Regions from separate parts of the Homo sapiens genome. Here region 1 is linked to region 2. The links are chromatin loops, found by intact Hi-C in ENCODE. Cell type or tissue: Calu3. All regions are shown on one strand. Each heading gives the region's core, and the rest is flanking DNA. Links, peaks and the distances in the headings are about the cores only.

What was found. A loop is a pair of places that touch in the nucleus more often than their neighbours do. Peaks named below come from ENCODE experiments on the same cell type or tissue, not always from the same donor. Only the 100,000 strongest peaks of a DNase experiment are listed, where the experiment ranks them.
Region 1: it touches region 2 in a loop (3-fold over the local background); 2 of 110 quality-filtered maps call a loop at or near these places.

The regions. Positions count from the first base shown.
Region 1 is chr3:175,139,828-175,151,117 of GRCh38, reverse strand. All of the region lies in intron 2 of NAALADL2 (N-acetylated alpha-linked acidic dipeptidase like 2), which reads right to left. Among named protein-coding and RNA genes, the nearest start is that of NAALADL2-AS3, 30 kb to the right of the region's middle. In Calu3, for the core only: a CTCF peak has its summit at 4,654 (motif pointing right); no DNase peak of the experiment used is centred there.
Region 2 is chr3:174,968,340-174,979,629 of GRCh38, reverse strand. The region is part of intron 1 of NAALADL2 (N-acetylated alpha-linked acidic dipeptidase like 2); the gene reads right to left. Among named protein-coding and RNA genes, the nearest start is that of NAALADL2, 110 kb to the right of the region's middle. In Calu3, for the core only: no CTCF peak of the experiment used is centred there; a DNase peak (open chromatin) is centred at 5,949.

The sequences.
Region 1 (11,290 bases), core at 1,637-9,636, 170 kb before region 2:
GGTGGAGTGCCAGCCAAATAAAGTGCTCAGACTACAGGTGTGTCTTTTTATTTTGGTAAGTATGATTCATTGTTTAAACAAATTTTGAATTTCAATTCCATCCAGTAGAACAATCACTCTCCTTCAGCTACAACCCCCAGCACTAATTATAGGCTTATATTCACAGCCTTACTCATCATCTTTACCTGCATGGCCCTGAAGGCATTTGAATTCATAAGTCCTATGACTAATCCATAAACTACAGGAGGGCAGGCATTATGCCTATTTCATTCACTACTGCGTATTTGACACCTCCCAGAATACCTTTTATATTGTAGGCTATCATTAATGTTTGATGAAACAAAGAATGTATAAATCAATGAATGGTAGCTTTGTATTCAGAATTTCAGAGTGAGCAGCAGAAGGGAGGTAAAATTTGTACCTGAAAATGCCTACCCTGATAATCTTTATATCCCTTAAAAATGACCATTACTTGTTCCCATTAGTTATGACAAATGAATGCAAATTAAGGCAGGCTATTCGAACTGGCTATGCTACCAAGGTATAAATGTCAGTTTCTGGTTTCTGGAGGTAAACGTGATCAAACAACTATTTTTGTGGGTGCACTCACCATATAAGATATTGCTCCAAAAGACAAACAACATATAGATGCACTGGCACCTGTCATATCTTTTTTAATAATAATCTGTCTGAGACAGAAAAAAATGGAAAAGGGGAATTCTTAACAGCTGAGATAAACAAAGCTAAGAAAAAAAATTTAATGGTACAAAATCTGACAGTCTTATTTATGACTGGCTCCAGGATAGAGTGTGAAACCAAGAGAGGTACTGCTATCAAATTTTATTTGTAATAGGCTAGCCATGAATTTTTTGGCACCTACCTCAATGGCTTTTAAACAGAAAAACTGAGGCAACAAAACATTTGCATCTGATTCTTGATGCTCTTTTGAAACCTATTGTTATAAAACATAGAAAGATTCTTAATCTCACGATGTATATGATCTAGAAATTTCATCTGCAAAATTGAGAAAACATATGCTGCCAGGGAAGTATAAAATGATTGCCTCTTTCTAATACCTGAGGTAGTAGCATGATAATAACTGTGTAAGACAACTTCTCCTTCTCTCAAAATAATTATGGCTCTCTAGAATTCAGCACCTGTTGCTACCAGATGTTACTGTCAAACACGTAAGCAATGGGTTTGAGCATTGCACAAACCTGGCCCGCTTCCAAGAGTCTTTGTCTGAATACCTCAGCAGAAGCAGGTGGCTTTCTAGAGTCCAAGATTTTAAATACCATACCGCACTAATCCGGTTCTGTAAAGAGGAAATGGTTTTCTCTAATGATGAATTGAATCTGTTCAGGTTCAAGCCACCACTTTGGTGCTACTGATAGACATTTTTATAACTATGTTTTAAGTGGAAGGAACAAAAACTCTAAAATTTAATATCACTACTAAAAGTAGGAAAATAATTATAAACCAAAAGTGTGTCATGAATTATCCTCAAATATATGACATCCTGCTGTCATGGCAACTAACCAAAGGGTTTTGTATAAATAAGAAGAAAATATTATTTCTTAGAAAAAGACATAGCTAATGTTTTAGCTAGACTGTGGTAGGTTAGTTACACAATGTGGTATTTGATGTCTTCACATCAACATCTTGATTAGGAGATGTGAGTTTTAATAAACTGTTTAATACGATTAGGTGCAATTCCTAAAATTTGAGACTGTCTTTCCTTTTTGATGTTAAAATAGGCCTCAGTTTATGAAATAATGAATTGATCATAGTTTCATTTTTCTTATTTTAGTAAATTAAAAGTTGACAATCACAAACATATTTTGACAATTTAAATGTAAAATATCTATGCTTAACTGAACATTTTAAAACAGGTTTGTTTATCCAATTTATAATAGGCACAATGATAAAATAAAACTATCTAACCAAGGAGGTGAAATATGTCTGCAATGAGAACTACAAAACACTGCTGAAAGAAATCACAGATGACACACACAAAAAAGGAAAAACACTGTGGGCTCATGCATAGGAAAAATCAATATCATTAAAATGCTCATACTGCCCAAAGCAATCTATAGATTCAATGTTATTCCTATGAAACTAGAAATATTATTTTTCACAGAATTAGAAAAACATTTTCTAACATTCATATGGAACCAAAAAAGAGCCTGAATAGTCAAAGCAATCCTAAGTAAAAACAAACAAACTAAAAGCCAGATGTATCACGTTACCTGACTTCAAACTATTCTCTAAGGTTACAGCAAACAAAACAGAATGGTACTGGTACAAAAAGAGACACATAGACCAATGGAACCAAATACAGAACCCATAAATAAAACTGTACACTTATGGTCATCTGATCTTTGACAGAGTCAATAAAATAAGCAATGGGGAAAGGACTCCCGATTTAATAAATGGTGCTGAGATAGCTGTCTAGCCATATGCAGAAGAATGAAAGTGGACCCCTACCTTTCATCATAGCCAAAAACTAACTAACTAAGATGAATTAGAGATTAAATGTAAAACCCCAAACTATAAGAATCCTAGCAGAAAACCCAGGAAACACCACTGTGGACTTGGGCGTTGGGAAAAAATTTATGACCAAGTCCTCCAAAGTAACTGCATCAAAAACAAAAATTGAGAAAATTGACCTAATTAAACTAAAGAGCTTTTGCACAGCAAAAGAAACTATCAACAAAATCAACAGACAACCTACCTAATTGAAGAAAATAGTCACAAATTAAGTATCCCACAAAGATCTAATATCCAGAGTCTATAAAGAACTTTCAACAGCAAAAAACCAATAACCCCATTAAAAAGTAGGCAAAAAATGAGCAGACACTTCTCAAAATAAGACATACAAGCAGACAACAAAAATGTTTAAAAAGTCAAATTACTAATCACCAGAGAAACGCAAATCAAAACCACAATGAGATAGCATTTCATACCAGTCAGAATGGCTATTATTATTATTTTATTATTATTATTATTATTATTATTATTATTATCATTATCATTATTATTATTTTGAGACAGAGTTTTGCTCTTGTTGCCCAGGCTGGAGTGCAATGGCCCAGTCTCGGCTCACTGCAACTTCTGCCTCCTGGGTTCAAGCGATTCTATTGTCTCAGCCTCCCATATAGCTGGGATTACAGGCGTCCATCACTATGCCTGGCTAATTTTTGTATTTTTAGAAGAGACGAGGTTTCACCATGTTGGTCAGGCTTGTCTCGAACTCCTGACCTCAGGCTTTCCACCTGCCTTGACTTCCCAAAGTGCTGGGATTACAGGCGTGAGCCAACACGCCTGGCCGAAAATGGGTATTATTAAAAAGTCAAGAAACAACAGATGCTGACGAGGCTGCAGAGAAAAGGGAATGTTTACACGCTGTTGGTGGTAATATAAATTAGTTTAGCCACTGTGGAAAGCAGTTTGAAGATTTCTCAAAGAACATAAAACAGAACTATCATTCAACCGAGTAATCCCATTATTGAGTATATACCCCCCCCAAAAATAAACTGTTCTACCAAAAAGACATATGCACTCACATGTTCATTGCAGCACTATTCACAATAGCAAAAACATATCATCAACCTAGGTGCCCATCCGTGGTAGACTGGATGAAGAAAATGTGGTACATAATATGTCATGGAATACTACACAGCCACAAAAAAGAACAAAACCATGTTCTGTGTAGCAACCTGGATGCAGCTGGAGGCCATTATCATAAGTGAATTAATCCAGGAACAGAAAACCAAATACGGCATGTTCTCACTTATAAGTGAGAGCTAAATATTGGGTATGGATGGATGCAAAGATGGCAACAATAGACACTGGGGAGTGCTAGAACGGGGAGCAAAGGAGGATGGCAAGATTTGAAAACTACCTATTGGGTACTCTACACACTACCTGGGTGACAGGTACTCCAAATTTCAGCATCATGCAATATATCTATGTAACAAACCTGCATGTGTATCCCTTGAATCTAAAATGAATTTGAAATTATTTTTTAAAAATCATGTTTGCTTTTCTTAACTACAGAATTACTTCAAAAGATCTTAGTTGAGTTTTCCTAAAAAAAGACAAAAATCAGTGCTTTTACCCAGAAAGATTTGCACAAATGCAAATAATTTGGGGACTATATTAAAATTTAGCCATTTACATCATATGCATTTTTTTTCATTAAAATAACTGATCCACTTCAGATCTTGGGAGAAGATTATGTACCTGAATGACGTTAGTAAATTGTAATTTAATTAAATTTAGTTAAAAAAAAAGCTACCTTCCCTTTTTCAAAAAGAGAAAAGTTAAGCCAACAATTTCACACATGGAAGGCAAAATAGTCAAGTAATTGGTTTTCCTATCACTATTTTGTCAAGTAATTACAAGGGAAAACATATACGCATCACGAAGTAAAATAGTAACTTTCAGCCTCTTTCATTATTTTTCTTCTTAGTTCATGTGATTGAAGCCATTCATTTTTCACAATCTAGTTCGTCCAGCACACTGTTAGTAATATGCTATATGCCCTACTTTGTGAAGCAAAAGTAATATTCTATGAATTTCATTTCATCTCTGATTTATCTACAATTTTTTAATGCATTCTCTACAATAATTATTTTAGCTTGCCAGTTAGTTATTAGTAGTCCCACCAGAGGGCAGACAGGGGAAAACTCAGGCTGTAAAACTCAAATAAGCACAATACTGATATTTACTCATTTTTCTATAAAAGCTGTGCAAATGGGAGCACTGTACATATTTGATGCTTATTTCAAATCATTTTCCATTGTTTTCCACAGTCCTTCTCTTTTTTCTGGGTAGACCAGAGACTCACTTTGTGATCTAGTAGTTACCTAAAATAAATTTTGATGGAATTGAATTTATTTTGTATGAAGAAGGTTATGTAAGAGTCAACAGACACACATGAGCCAAATTTAAAATTCAAGAAAATTTACAATAATAGGCCAATAGGGAGACTTCAGCTGATGAGATTTTTTACTATTCTGTAAGAATCACGAATCTTACTTATTACCAAATACAGTATGTGTCACATTTTCTACAGTGAGAATTCTGACAAAGGTGGAAACTGAGAATTACATTAATCTAATTTGTGTGCTACAAAAACATGGAAAACAATTTCCACATCCACAGGAGTCAGTCAGTACTTGATTCTAGCTATATGTCTGAAATGATAAAGAAGAGGTTTATTAATATTTGTCAAAAGAGTACATTTCAAACAACTTCTGAATTATTTGAAGTGGTAGGAAGACTTGTTTTAGAATATCTTTTATTAAAAACTTTAAATAGTTCAATTATTATAAGGAACAGTAAATCCTTATTGCCAAAGTAATAATTTTGTGTAAAATTAGTAGAAAGCATTTAGTTTTGCAATAGCAATAATTCAGGTAAAAAAAAATACACAGAAGTATCAAGACAGTAATACAAAATTGAATGCTTAGGCAATCAGCAAATCAGCCAAGAACAAAGTAAGTCCCTGGTTCAGCACTACTTCTAAACAGCTTTATCTTTAAGCCCAAATTCATAAATCTAGGCTTAAGAAAGGTCAAATGAAAGAAGAAAAAAAATACATTTTCTTTCCGATAAGTTTCATCCATTGCTCGTCAAGCCAATAGAAATATAGAAAACCAATTCTGTTAATTCTGAAGGCAATCTGTTCAACGTCCTTAACACAGATATATGTTTGTGGGTTTAGGTTTATTGAGTGCTACTGCCATGTAGGTCACTGGGAAATAGAAATTTGTCTAAATCTAATTGGAAGAAGAAGAGCAACTTACAAAATTAAAAATTCAGAGAGCTAAAGGAAGTGATACCAAGCCAATGGGCACTGCAGATAAAAGATCTAGAGGAGGTGACTGAACATTGATCCATGTGAGTCATCAAAACACGGTATTCACTAGGGAAATTTTGTCACCACCTAAATGAAGAATAAGGGGACTAAGGAAAATTACCCTGCCTATTAGCAAGAGCTAGGACAGCCCCTCCCAAATCCTTCTCTATCCAGGGATGAAATTAAATATTTAAAATTTGTAAGTGTGAAAAAGCAATACATCAAATCAAGGAAAGAGGAACATGGTGGTGAATAAAGAAATGGAATGTTTTTGATTAAAAAAAGAAAAAAGACTTGTTACCAGGAAGTAAAGGAGAATTTTGAAACTTGTATTGAAAACATACAGGATTCCAAAGTCTCTTTGAAATGCCGTAATCTTGTATGAGATGAAGAAGCAACAGGCTGAGATTCAAACAATGGTTGTCTAAATGAGTAAAAATTAAAAGAAATCTGAAAACACAATGGCAAAATCAAAATCAACATTGGAGGCATTAAACACAAGAACTGGCACAGGAGGAAAATAAAATCAGGGATTTAGAGAATAAACCTGAAGGGCTGCCCAAAAATATGAAGGAAAAAAGTGACGGAGATAAGTAACACACAAAATTCTGTATATAGCATGATCCTGCATGTGGGGGATAAATTCAGTGAGAATAAACATAGGAAATATTCAAAGGTGCTAAAAGTGGCCATCTCTGGATTGCGCAATCATAAGAAAGTTTCACTCTTTCTGTATATTTTCTCAATATAAAGTGTTTTACACTTTAGACTGTATTACTTTTGTAATCAGAAGAAAAAATAAACACAAAACTCAACTTAACTCATATATTTTTCAGAATAACCACTGATGAATGGGCTTTTTCTACAATAATCAATTCCTGTTTTCCAATCAATCTTAAAATGGAGACTTTCTAAAGCTGATATATTTAAATTATGAGAATGAAGTAATTAACCGAAACGTGCCCAATGGCTTTTTGTATTTCTCCATTTTAACTCTGCACACTTTAAAATTCCATGAAGCCGGAATTTAGAATTAATTCTAACTTATAATATTGCAGCATGCTGACTGATTCTTGATTTACATCATTCAAGGACAGTGTTTTATAGCCATCTTTAGTAACTCAAGAGGAAATGAAACAGAATAATCTTTAAAAAATAGCCCCAACATAGAATATTTTTATTATTCTTTTAAATTATTTTAAGTTCTTTTAAAAAGTCCTCATTCACGATTTTACTCAATTTCTTCTAATGGAAATTTAAAATAACTTCCTTTCATTCAATTTTTCATGAAGATAGAAAAACATCAATATTGTTTCTACAATAATGTATTGCATACAGCAAGCCAGCATAGTGAAGTAGAGGGAACACTAGCTTTGAGGTTAAATATACTGTATTCAAATCCTAGGTCCATTATTTACTGATGATATGTCATTGCGTAAGGAGGTAACCATTTCTGCAGCTTCCACATCATTAAAGAAAAAAGAAACTTGAGAATACATTTATTCCCCAAATCTTTGCGGAGTGCCTTCCATGTGCCAGACAATGTTTTGTTTACAGTGATTTTAGGATTCAATGAATTATTTTCCATAAAGTGTATTTACCCATTTTAAAAGTGCCTGTCTTATTCTATGCTAGCTTCTCTACAAAGGTGACTTTTAAATGTGATGGTAGTTTCATTGTCTTTTTTTTTTTTTTTTTTTGGCTAACATTGACAATTAGATTACTGGCACTTTCAATATTTAAATTATATTGAGATGCCAAACAAGTCGTTCTGTTTTTGTCAACTGCTGATAGTTGGTATAGAGGAGAGTTAGCAGTTTTGCACTAGCCTCTTTTCAGAAGTGACACAAAGCATCTCAATTTAAAATTTTTCAGAGGACAGAATTGGTTTTCAGAATCAAAGGGAATAGTCATTACTTTGCCTAGCATATATCACTGCAATTTATCTTTGCATGAATTAACAAAGCTGAATATTTAGGTGCACTAAAACGTGGGGAAATATATTGCGAACGAACTGCAAGATGGACACTATTAGATACTATGCATATGAGTGTGTGAGTGTGTGTATGAACATGTGCATAATTATTCAGTTCTTGTCGTAAACCTTCATGGCAAGTATTACGATTTGTGAATGAAGAGGTTGAAGCAAGTACCTTGCCCAAAGTCAAATAATATATTGTGGTGATGTCAAGCATCAGAATTTTGCAGTCAAATACCACATGCTCCAAGGCCAATATTATTTCCCCTAGAAGGAAGAATAAAATTATCCAATTTAAATATATATTTTAAAACAAACACTTTTCAATATCTACATGATCATGCATTATTTTAAAAGCTACGATGTGACAGAAAGTACAAAAATATCCTACAGCATAAATGAAAAGATATACTAATGACAGGTATTCATATCCCTCTTCAAATAGAGTTTGACAAGTTAAAATACATTTCAAATAGCCAAAATCATGTAAGAATCAAATATTAATGGAAGATTTATCATCCTTATAGAATGAAATGAAGACTCAGGCATAGAACCAATTTGTCTCTACAAAATACTGAATGAGACAGAACTGCAAATGTTACCTGACATAGGATGCAGTTCAATAAATCTAGGAGAAATCATGTAAACTATGTTTTAAAAAAAAAAGTGCAGTAATAGAGGACGGTTGGGAATAGGATGGGCTGTAGATGCAGATTCATGGGTTTAAATCTGAGTCCTGCTCTTTAGGAGCTTCAAGCAAATTACTTCACAGACTTGTAACTACGTTTTCTCATTTGTAAAATTAAGATAATGTTACTACTTCATAAGGTTGTTGAGAGGATTAAGATAATATATATAGTAACATACATAGTAAGATCTCAGTAAATGTTTAAAGTCAGGGGAGTACGTCTATAGATGAGCAAAAGCACATTTGAAAATAAAACATAATTGTTTCAAAGGTTCCACATAATTATAAACGAAATTAATCTAAAGCATCTTAAATTTAACAATGGCATTTGTTAATCTTGTTTAATTCACTTTAGAAAAGTTCTCAGACTTAGATGCACAAATGAAAAATGGTTAAATTTATTCAATGAGGACAAGAATCGTACTAAACTAAATACATTGCCACAGCTACAAAATATTATTTTTCAAACATGTACTGAGAGCTTAAAATGTGTCATCGATTGTGCTGGGCATGAGGTCGAGGGTAGTTTAAGAAAGAATAAGACTTCTGGAACTCCTAAACTAATCCTGAAGACAAGAATGCAAACACCTATGGTGTTTTTCATTGATGCTATACTTTTACGTCTTCAGAGAAAACTGTGACATATAAATGTTCTGTGAGAGATGCTGAAGATTCTGCTGGCCTTCCAAATTACATCTTCATCCACTCTGCCAGCGCTTAAAATACCTTGATCATTTGAATAAAAAGGTGAAGTCCCCTGTTACATAATAAACATTATCTGAAAGCAGAACACATTAAGCCATTAAACATTTAGCTCAAAATTAGTTTGTTTGGTAAGGCTCTGAGAATCCAGAGAAGAAAGAAACTAGAATAAATACCCTCAACATTGTAGTCTCAGATCAATCTGTATAAGTATGCCTTCTACCCAATCTAAACTGATATCCTCTAAACACTATGGCAGCTTTGCTGTACTTTCTTATGAAATATGTAGATTTCTACATTGTAATATATATTTACAACTTTTTAGCAAAGTTCATATTGGATATCCCAGTCAAGCTTTGCTACTGATGCCTTTACTTATAGTTCATGGAATCATTTGACCCTCTACTCTCTCTATTTGAAAACTCCTGTCTTCACCTTCTCTATGACCATGTAGACTACATATTCATGACTTGAATTTATCTCTTGCTTCAGTTTGTATTTCTACTTCACCTGGCTGACAGACCTCCACCCTAGACTGCAACAGTGGTCCCCATAACTGGCATCTAAACTTGACCTGTTGGGAACTGCTGAAAAAAAAAGGAGCTATGAACATTCTCAGGTTGATAACACATTTTGTAGCATGGGTTCTCCAGAAGCAAGGAGAAGAAAGATAGTTATTAGGGAAGTGACTTTCTGTACCTAAAGCAGACTTTGACTGAGCTAACAACAGGAAGCCATGTGCTGAACACACTCTCCATAGCTTTGTAGTGATTCCCTCCTTGAAAAGAAATCTGGTGTACATCCATATCTACCATATTACATGTTTACGGACTCCTTTATCCTCCATGATATTTTGAAATCCTTCTACAATCCCATAGTCAATTAAAACCCCACTGAATTTATTTTTTAAAATTATCCACTCTGTGGAAATCTACCTGCCCCATAATTCCTTGCCCCCTTTCTGCCCCATCTTAAGTGATTTACTGCCAAGCAAAAGGGTAAGATATGAGACAGGATCATGCTCAACTTGTGTCACCACACCTATATACATATTTACTCAACATCTTCCCTCTGTTTCCTTCTGCAAAAACACTTCAATAACTGTCCATTGACTTTTCCATGAAGTCCAAACCTCTTTACATGGCTGGCATTCCCTTTTGTAGCGAGGACCCTGTCTATCTCAACATTCTCCGTTATGTCACTCCCTTTATTAAACTCATGCTCCAGCCAAACGTAATGTTTTCGTTCACAGCAATCATTTGCTCTTGCACCTCCCCCCATGGTATGTATTTTTCACTCTGTGCTGAACACTCTTTACCTGCCTTCTTTGCTTAGTTAATCCCAAATTATTGTTTTTTGGATCTCAGTCCATTGAGATAACTAACCTTGACCCTTCAAGGTGGTGTTATGTGTCCCTTTTATGTGCATCTATTGCACACTGTCTTGCCTTTATCATGTACTTAGCACACTATGGTGTGTTGCATAATTCTCATTCCCAGAAGACTATAAGCTCTCTGAGGACAGGGACATGATCTCATGCATATAGTACATTTTCTAGTCCCACCTGAATACCTGACATCTAATGGGTACTCAGTGTTTATTTAAATGGATGGTTACCATTATAACTTACACCTATTACTGAGGTCCAGAACTGATTTAGGTACATGGAATGCAGCATTTAATTTAATCTTCACAACTATCCTACCAGATGGCCACAATTATCCCTCAGAAACTAGGCACGGAGGGCTTTAGTCAAGTGCCTAAAGTCCTAATACAGATGACAGACAGAGCTAAGATTCAAAGCCAGGTTTGCCTGACTGAATTTAAATCCCTTTGTTTATCCGTATTATCTCCTCTATAGACTATAAGCCCCTCAGAGACAGGCTCCTGTCCAATCTACTCATGTCATTTAATTCAATCCTTTTTTGTCCATTACCCTACTGCCTTACCACCCAATTAGCGCTATATAAATATTAGTTGACTGAATGATAAGTTGTCAAAATTTTTATCAGTTGGTACCCCTTTGTTAGAGTTGCGTGTTTTGCTTTTGACCCAG
Region 2 (11,290 bases), core at 1,724-9,723:
GCTTATATAAGAAAGAAACAAAATGGGCTGGGTGTGGTGGTTCACGCCTGTAATCCCAGCACTTTGGGAGGCCGAGGCGGGCGGATCACGAGGCCAGCAGATGGAGACCATCCTGGCTAACACGGTGAAACCCCATCTCTACTAAAAATACAAAAAATTAGCCGGGCGTGGTGGCAGGAGCCTGTAGTCCCAGCTACTTGGGAGACTGAGGCAGGAGAATGGCGTGAACCCAGGAGGCGGAGCTTGCAGTGAGCCGAGACTGTGCCACTGCACTCCAGCCTGGGCAACAGAGCGAGACTCCGTCTCAAAAAAAAAAAAAAAAAAAGAAAAGAAAGAAAGAAAATTATACTAGATATTGGTAAGTCTTTTATTACAATACTGTGATCAGTTGAAGAATATACAGATTTGAACAAATAAGAAAAATTTAGAGGACTCCAGAAGAGAGCATGAAAACTCTGAAGAAAATAAGAACTACAAGAAAAGGTTAAGAGAGCCAAAACCAATTTACTAAGAAATTCTGAAGAATATTTTAGAAACTGTCTTAAAGCTTTCCTTTTCTTTTATGGATTAAATAGGCAACATCTTTTCTGAGAGACAATAATCACTCCTTCCTGGCTCCTTTCACCCAAAAATAAATTTAAAAAAGAGAAAAAATATTCCAGTCATCCTTGTGAATTATTTCCTGTGAAATTATTTATCACCAGATATTTTCTGGTTAATATTGCTTTTTAAAATAAATTAGATATTTGCCTACATAAAATACATTAAACACAAGTGCCTCCAAGGAAACTACTATATCATTTCTTGGGCTCTTCTTAATTCTCTTGGACTCTAAAATGTAATTTGAATTAGTTGATATAATATGTTTTAACAATATTCTAGGACGATTTATAATTTATGTTTAATCACATTTAAGTACTACTAATAATTGTTCAGAGTTTTACCTCAGCCACATTTGGAAAATAAATTCACCTTCCAAAGTTTTTCACGATAATGAATATTTTGTTATTATTCGGAAAACATATAGTAAGTATTAAAAGGGCATGATTAATCAAAATTAACAGATTTCTCCTGTCCATTGCCAAGTACCAAGTATATCTATAGAGTGGCAATTAGGAAATGACATTCCATACCTTGTGATAGGCATTCTGTTAGCTGTGAATCTCTAACAGCAAACATCTCTTTTAATAAATTATATTATAAAAAAGAGTGAGGACTGAACAAATTATTATGCTTCTGTTGAGATTCACCAGCTAGCCTCTAGGCCTTTCTTCAAGCCTTTCAACCATGAATACATAAATTAAAAACTGACATTAAAACCAACTAAATAACTTAAAATCATATGTACACTGAAGAGAAAGAAAGAAAATATCAACTTAAAATGTTTCAACTCCACCATGTTTTCTAAACACATTGTCACGCTTGATAGTAAGGCCTAGGTTGGCATAGTGCTAAGAGCCCAGACTTAAGAGCAAACTTCCTGGTTAGAATCTTGACTCCCCACCTGCCAGTGTGTCCTTGTCTGAGTTTATTCACCTCTCTGTGCTTCAGATTTTTCTACGCTTGTTTCCTCCTGGTTGTGAGGTGCACAGAAAGCATTTAGAACAGGGTTTGGCACACACTTAGACTGTATAACTGTTAAATAAACTTTCTTTGAACCTCAATATTTTTAGAAATCTAACATTTTGAACATATATTATAAAAAGATTATAATATTCCAAAAGTGAAATCCTTGATTATAGGCAGCATTGAATTTTGGCCCCAGTCCCCAGGACAGTTTTCTGGGATATTTAGAGCTGGCACATATTCTGTGTAGTCAGTGTTTATGCTCAATTTGTGGTTCAATATTTTTAAATGTCATCCCTGTTTATAGGTGATAAGTATTATCTTTGTAAAACTGGATTATCCAGGGCCACTATTTTTCAACTACCTTCCTTAGATCCCCTGGGGTTCCATCCTGGTATGGAAGGAAGAAAGCTGGGGCAGGTAACAGGCCTTTTATATTATATATTGGAGTTAACTAAAAGACATCATCTTAAAAGAAGACCTAATAGCCTTAAATCAAGCTGAAATTCTCTGCACTGGAAATTACTTTGGAAAAGCATTTTGTACAAAATTTTTACAAATCTTTTCAACCACACTAATTTATAGTGAAGAATTTGAAGCAGAAAAAGGTGAAGTCACTTTAAAAAGGTTACACATCTAGGTCGGCCGCAGTGGCTCATGCCTGTAATCGCAGTACTTTGGGAGGCCGAGGTGGGTGGATCACCTGAGGTCAGGAGTTTGAGACCAGCCTGGCCAACATGGCACAACCCTGTCTCTACTAAAAATACAAAAATTAGCTGGGCGTGGTGTGGGGTGCCTAACCAGCATCTCTCTATTTTTCTAATGCCTGCCTCCAGCCCCCGGAAACCACCATTCTACTCTACTTCTATGAGTTCAACATTTTTGGATTTCACAGACATGGGAGGTCATGTAGTACTTGCCTTTCTGGGCCTGGCTTATTTCATTTAGCACAGTGTCCTCCAAAATGTCATATTTTTACATCCTATTTGGCCTTAGAATCCACTGGGTTGTCTATAAAATTGCCCACCATCTCACACATACCTACTTGATCTCCAGAATATAATTATTAATGCAGACATTTTCTGGCTAGCTGCCCCAAGATTCTGGTAATTTTCACATCTGGGAACTAGATGAAATCTCCAAACATACGGAAGCAATATGTAATGGGCCCTTCAAGGACCCTTGCCACATCCTAGAATTTGATTGAAGTGAGAAGCTGAAAATCTTAATATCTACTTATATTTATGTCATCATTGGTACTGGAAAAGAAATTAAAATGTTTCAGTATCACATAATGAATTTCTGTGGGTCTCTAACAATATTTTGCTATACTTTACTATGGACTATTCTCCTGACATGCTGTTTGATGAATGTATTTGATGGTAGTTTCTCTAAAGCAGAGAATGAGTTTGGGTGTATCTACCCAAGCACTTGCATCCTGCAGAGTGCAGCAAATATAACTGGCACACACTTCAAGGCTTGATTGTATTAGTATCATATTCTATTAAATTAAACTGTATGGTAATTTTCAGCTTAAGAAGCTGCTTTTATAACCAGTGGTACTTCAGTCACTGAATCAAGGCAAACACATAGGAAATGCTACTTCCTCATAGCTCTCTTCCAGAAACATAATAAATACATACAAGAAGACACATTAAACAAATTGGACTTCTACTAAAACAAATACTTGTTTTACTTATGTGTACTTAAAATAGCTTAAAAATGGCATATAAGTTCAATACTATGAGGACTATAGACAATTTTTTCCAGTACTTCATAAAATATTTAAACATCCTGATTAAATTATGATTAAAATCTATAAGATAGTTTTAAGGAAATGTAACTAATCATTTTGCAAAACTGCTTTCAAATCTTTCTAAACAGAAAAAAAAGTTCTTCTTTTCATATTTTATAGTATATTAATTGTAAAATAATGAATCAAATTAAGTATGAAAATATGGAATTACCTATGTCTATTGCATTTATAGTACATAATTGTATTTGGGTTTTTTGTTGTTGTTGCATAACACATTACCACAGACTTAGCAGCATAAAACAACAAACACTTATTATCTCAGTTTCAGTGAGTCAAAAGTTTAAGCTTTGTATAGCCTGATCCCTCAGAAGCTCACAAATTTAAAATCAAGGTGTTAGACACACTAAGTTTCTCATTTGGACTTAGGAGTCCTCTTCTAAGCTCATTCAGCTTATTGGCAGAATTTAGTTCCTTGTGGTTGTAGGACTGAGGTCTTCAATGTTTTGCTAGCTGTCAGCCAGTGATTGCTCTCAGTAAGTAGTCACCCACAGTTTCTTACCACATGGCTCCAAGAGTCAACTCATAACATGGTTGAACGTGTTCTTCCAGGACAGAAGGAAAGACTCTTTCCAGGTAATATAATACAATCACAGCAACTAGCCCATCACCATTTGTTATACACAATAATTTAATAAAAGGCATAACTATCCCACCAAATTCACAAGTTCTGCCCACACTCAAGGTAGGTGGGGGGGCGGCGGGGTTATTATTTTAGGTTGGTGCAAAAGTAATTGTGGTTTTTGTCATTAAAAATAATGGAAAAAAATTATTTTTGCATCAACCTATACAAGGTATGCACACCAGGAGATGGAAATCTTGGGAACCACTTTAGAATTCTGCCTGCCATGACAATTCTGTCTTATTTGTAATATGACTGGAAGTAGTGTAGCTATTATGGATGTCTTTTAGGACTTCTTCCCAATGAACACTTAATGGAAGTTATTAGTTCTCCTAATAACATAATTACTATCATAGTCAAGAATCATTATTAATCTAATATAGCCAAGGGAATGACAGAAGCAGAAAGATGTCAAGTCAGCTTTACAGAGTTGTTAAGTCACTCAGGGAAGACAGTGGGAACAGGATCCAATATGCTGGTGCACAGTCTGTTTCCCTAGCTCTGTACTATGGCATAATTCCTATATTAAGTAAAGACAGATGGCAACCTGATGCTAGTGCATCAGCTCTGAAAGAAACTGGCAAATAATTTTACTTTAAAGGGCAATTAATTCATTAAAAACAAATTGACTGTAAAGAAAAGTTTCTGTAATTCCCCAAATTAGCAAAATTTCAAAAATAGTCTTTTTTGAAAATTGAATTGTCTTTAAAAAAAGCAAAAAACTATCATCCCTGAAACCTGATTAGACATATAACCACATCATAAAAATCACAAGAAAAATAATGCCAATATACTTCCAATATTTTGCCTCTCTCTCCCTCTTTCTCTTTCTCTCTGTCTCCCACCACCCACCCTATCAATAGCTGCAATGACCGAGGAAAGCCTGTGAGTAAAATTAAATAAATGTTATACAATTGAACAATTATATCTCCTGATTATATCAGCTCCATTTTCAAGCATCTTCCAACTTTTCTGTTACTATAATTTAAATTCCAAACAATCACCATGTAGTAGCATACATTCTAGGAGCCAGAATGGAAGGAAAAATAATCATTGGTGGAATTCCTACTATGTGCCTGTCCCTGTTTTAAGAGCTTTCACAACACTATCTCATTTAATATCCTTAGTTGACATGAAAAGTATTAACATGTCTACTTAATAGGTAAAACCAAGGCCCATTAAATGTTCGGTGACTTACCTAAGTTCCACAGCAAATAAGAAGCATTGCTTGTACCTGGGATGCCTTGATAAATTTCAAAAAATTTATTGGACAAATGAGCAAATTAAAACAATTAAAAGAAAATTGTATAAGTCTCACTCTAAAAGTCATAGAGTTTTCCTTACAGCACACCACTAAAGGGTGTTTATCCTTCAAGTGCTGCGAGTTTAACCGGACAGTTTTAAAACACTGACACCTTCAGCTGTGGGAAAGTTATTTTATAAATAACCCTGCAAAATACCAGTAATGAAAATGTATACACTTGATTGACATGAAATTCAATAGTTATTGCTATGCTCTTAAAGCAATGCTTCAGCAAAGTTGGATCAGTGACAAAAATCAAATGTATGTTAATACTTACAAAGTTTCAATACTATTTTTAATGTGTCACTGTAGAAAAATCCACTGGGTGGTCCAATTTACATAGATACAGGTTATATCATTTCTATTTTGGTTTGTGCAGTGCAAAATTAAACCTGAAACAAGTTTTTCAACTTGGCAAAAGAGATATACAATCATATGCCACATGATGATGTTTCAATGGACCACATATTTGATGGCGGTCCCATAAAATTGTAATATCCTATTTTTACTGTAACTTTTCTATGTCTAGATACATAAATAGTTACCATTATATTAAAATTGTCTACAGTATTCAGTGCCATAACATGCTGTACAGGTCTGTACCACAGGAGGAACAGGCTATACCGCATACCTTAGGTATGTAGTAGGCTATGCCATCTAGGTTTCGGAAAGTACACTCTATGATGTTTGCACAATGACGGAACTGCCTAACAATGCATTTCTCGGAAAATATCTCTGTTGTTAAACAAGGCATGACTTTGTGTTAACTTAATAACATTTGTTCCTATAAATACAATGAAATAAACTTTCAACATCTAGATATCTTAATAACAAATATCAATTAGAGCTATAATATTATCTTATATAAAATAACCACATAAAAATAAAATGGATATAAACACATGCAACTCATTGGAATCTGAGATTAACCTCAATTTTAATAAGACTGACTAAACCATATAGTGTTTATCGCAACATCTTAATTTAACCAAAATTCTTTCTTCTAAAACAAAAATAATTGTTTCACTCATTCTTCTTTCATGTTGAAATACAAGCAGAATGAACCAGTGAGTGTTTTAAAATTGAAAATGTTTTGGTTTTGTGTTATCAAATAATTACTTCTTTAAAAACGTATGCCATAAAGGACACTGAGCTATAATTTTTGCCCTAAAGATACTTATACCTTTATAATGAAGATAAAGCCAGTGTGTAAATTACCAAACTACAAAACAGTGCCATAATGGAGGTTAAAAACAGTGCTATATGCCTTCTAGCAAAGGAGCAGTCACAACCAGTTTAAATTAAGTGGGATTTTTTTTTTTTTTTTTTGAGACAGAGTTTCACTCTTGTTGCCCAAGCTGGAGTGCAATGGCACGATCTCAGCTCACCACAACCTCCGCCTCCCAGGTTCAAGCAACTCTCCTCCCTCAGCCTCCCGACTAGCTGGGATTATGGGCATGCATCACCACGCCTGGCTAATTTTGTATTTTTTTTTAGTAGAGACAGGGTTTCTCCATGTTGAGTCTGGTCTCGAACTCCTGACCTCAGGTGACCCGCCCACCTCGGCCTCCCAAAGTGTTGGGATAACAGGTGTGAGACACTGCCCCAGGCCTAAGTGGGATTATTTATTCAACCAAAACCCTTTGTTATAGATTGAACTAGGTCCCCATCGAAATTTACATGTTGCAGTCCTAACACTCAGTACTTTAAAATAGCATTGTATTTGGGGATACAGCTTTTAAAGAGGTAATTAAGGATAAATAAGATCATAAGGGTGAGCCCTAATACAGTTGACTAATGTCTCTATAATAAAAGAAAGAGATATCAAGGATGCAGGTGTAGAGAAAAGACTAGAGAGCGCAGAGAGAAGGTGGTCATCTGTAAGCCGAGGAAGGGACTCAGGAGAAACAAAACCTACTGATACTTAGATTTTGGACTTTTAGCCTTCAGAACTGTGAGAAAACAAATTTATGTTGCTTAAGCCACCCAGTCAATGGTTTTTGTTATGGCAGCATTAGCAAACTAATACATTCTTTAGCACAAGAAAAAATAATGGTAGGTTTAACAAACTGAAAGACAATAAATCTTGAACCTTAGATTCTATTTCCCTCATAAAACTGATTAACTTATAATACTGAACTGGTCTCTAGATTAGGCATCACAAACTTAAGGCCTATGGGGCTAGACAGTTCAATCAATGAAAAGTTTCTGTGAGTAAGAAAATATGGAGGGGCGGTGACTGTGACCAATGAGGTAGGGTGTTCATGGGCAGGATAAAGAGGCTGACACCACTCAAATTTAGTATGTTATGTAGGTGAAAGAAAACACGGCTGGACGCGGTGGCTCATGCCTGTAATCCCAGCACTTTGGGAGGCCGAGGCAGGTGGATCACCTGAGGTCAGGAGTTCAAGACCAGCCTGACCAATATGGTGAAAATCCATCTCTACTAAAAATACAAAAATTAGCTGGGCGTCGTGGCATGTGCCTGTAATTGCAGCTACCCGGGAAGCTGAGACAGGAGAATTGCTTGAAACCAGGAGGCAGAGGTTGCAGTAAGCCGACATCCCACCACTGCACTCTAGCCTGGGTAAAAGAGCGAGACTCCGTCTCAAAAACAAACTAAACACACACACACACACACACACACACACACACACACAGTCTAGCATACTGACTGTTTGAGTTGAAGGCACCTAAAAAAGGGAAGGTACAAGAAGCCCCTGCTCTTTGTGCAGTTTCTTAAAAGCAAGACATAAAATTTAATTTGAGAAAGATTTCTGCCCAATACCAGAAGGACAGGAAGTTGAGACTGAAGGAAATCTGTAAAGACCATAAAAGGGGTACCTAATTTAGGTAGTGTTTTCAGGAAAGGCCTTTCTGGGAATGTCTAAACAAATATAAAAGGTGAAGAAGGGAACTTATTTTGGCATCTTTAAGATAGAAAGCAAATGCTTAAGGACACCACGAAGAAAGAAATTTTTACTTTGAAATTGCTTTCATACTTTTAACAATATCAATCCAATCCACAATATCTTCTGGACTGTGATCTCTTGGAAAACAGGAGATGCCCAATATGGTTTGGCTGTCTCCCCATCCAAATCTCAACTTGGATTGTATCTCCCAGAATTCCCACGTTTTGGGAGGAACCCAGGAGGAGGTAATTGAATTATGGGGGCCAGTCTTTCCCCCTGCTATTCTCGTGATAGTGATTAAGTCTCACGAGATCTGATGGGTTTATCGGGCTTGCTGCTTTTCCTTCTTCCTCATTTTTCTCTTGCCACCACCATGTAAGAAATGCCTTTCACCTCCCACCACGATTCTAAGCCCTCCCCAGCCATGTGGACCTGTAAGTCCAATTAAACCTCTTTTTCTTTCCAGTCTCAGGTATGCCTCATCTGCTGCATGAATACAGACTAATACAATGCCACTCCTTTCTTATGTGTTGTGCTGATATGTATAATTTCAAATTGCCTGAGTGACTACTCCATAAATGCTTATTGATTGAACATGTGAGAAAGGGTTAATGAGACCATATAAATATGTATGATTTAGACCATATCATAGCAGTCACTTAAATTAAGAGCCTAGTATGCTCATTAACCAATCTGAAGAACCATTAGCAACGGAAAATAGAGTGAAAGATGTATTGAAGAACAACATATTACAATTAAATTAATGGGGTTTAGGGAGGATCCACTGAACTTCCCACAGCTTCTGTCTCTTCTTTATAATGTCATGGTTCTAATTTACCTCATTTATATTAATGAATAGAGGATAGCACAACTATTAGCATGATTGAAAATTACACTAATGCTCAGTAAATCTACTTCTAATTATTATAATTAATGAGAAGTTGATCATCTTGGACCAGATTAACAACCTAAAGCAACTGAAATAGAGCAAAAGAGCTTTTTCTTGCTAATCCAGGTCTTTAGTCTGTTTTTATTTAATGAAACCCTGAGCAATCTACTCAGTAATGTTACATACTAATTCACTATAACCATCCATTTACATAGATTTACATAGATTTTATTTTCACATGTATGTATTTATTTGAAATAATTATTTCCAAGTGCATTGAAATGTAGTCTTGGGATTGGCTTTATGCTGTGTTAATGTTCCTGTATGAAACTGAATAATACAATCAATCTCATTTTTTATCTACCTGGTTCTAAGTCATCCTTTAAGGGTTATCTCCTCCAAAAAAAATTATTCATCTATATGGTCACTAGAATTAACCATTAAGAGACATAAATCTCACCTATTTATTTAAATATTAGAACTTTCCAAAAAGCTTGAAGAGAAAGAAATGACAAAAGAACTCAAGTTGATTTTAATCAGCTCAACATCTGACTTGCTGTTTTGATCCAAGACACATGACATATTTTTCTTACCTTGATTTCAATTATGTACTTTTCCTTGATTCTATTTTATGAAGAGTATAATATGATATCAATGCTTTATGTTTAGGTCTTCTTTATTTTCTGTCTTCTGCTACTGATTGGTGTCCATGGAAACAAACCTGTAATCAATGCTAGACTCCTAGAGTGCAGTGGCCTAAGACTCCACTTTGAGAGCACAATGAGGAAAAAGCCATCAAGGGTAAGATTTCAATGGGCTCCATCACAGACTTTTAATGAAGCAGGGAGAATTTTACATTATCATGGCCTCCGTATCCTGAAGGTGTTGTCCTATCTCAAAGCTGTATTTATTCTGCTCTTATTATCAAAATTTTCTTACTGTATTATGGGATTTTAGTTACAATAAATTTAAATATACAAATGTCATTTCCCCAGGCTTGTCCATAGCCTAAAAGTTCATGAATTAATTCACAAAATTATTTATTGAGAGATTGCTCTTTATCAGCCTCTGTACTAGGGCTGAAATTTTAATGGTGCAGATTACAAAATATCCTCATCTTTATGGGAATTCGCACTTAGTTGAGGAGATAAAAATAGAAAATATTAAAAGTAAGAGGAGTGTTACAGAAGGGAAAAAAGAGGTCCCTTGGATCTGTATAACAGGAAAGTACGCTAATCTAGGAGATCAGAAAAGACTTACCTGAGACAATGACATTTAAGATAACATGAAGGATGGAATACCTGCTAGCAGTTTCTCCTGGATGGGAGAACTAGGTCTCTGGGAAATAAAATGAAGTTCACCACTGGATATAAATTCAAAGAAAAAGCCAAAGTAGCATAATAAAAAGAATTTGAGGCTTAGGGCCCCATAGACCTGTGTTACAGTCAGAGCCATACCAGTTCCAGGTCATATAACCTTCGGGAAATTATTTAATCTCCCTATTTTATGTGGCATAAAAGTGGAGATGATATGTATCATGTAGGAGGACTGTGAGGATTATTTTAGATGATACGGATGAATTGCTGGGCACATTAGCAGGCCCTCAAAGAATAGTAATTTTCTTTCCTTATTTAAAAACCAGTGGCCCAAAGGTCTCTTTCTTTGAGAAAATTCACAAATGAAAACTTTGGGAGCATGTTATGAAAATGCTTTCAATATAGACCTAAAGGACTTTTAAAACTAGTTAGGGCTGGGCGCAGTGGCTCACATCTGTAGTCTCAGCACTTTGGGAGGCCGAGGCGGCGGATCACGAGGTCAGGAGTTCAAGACAAGCCTGGTCAACTTGGTGAAACCCCGTCTCTAATAAAAATACAAAAATTAGCTGGGCGTGGTGGCGTGCACCTGTAATCCCAGCTACTCGGGAGGCTGAGGCAGGAGAATTGCTTAAACCTGGGAGGCAGAGGTTGCAGTGAGCTGAGATCATGTCACTACACTGCAGCCTGGGTGATAGAAAAAAAAAATAGTTAGAAAAACAGGCTGTGGAGTCATTCAAACCTGTATCGAGTCACTTTCCAGCTACTTACTAGTTGTGTTTCCTTATTTTGTTGTATTTCCTTATTTTGTTGTATTTGAGCCTTGGCTTCCTCATCTGTAAACTGAGGATATAACAGTCTCTAGGTCACAC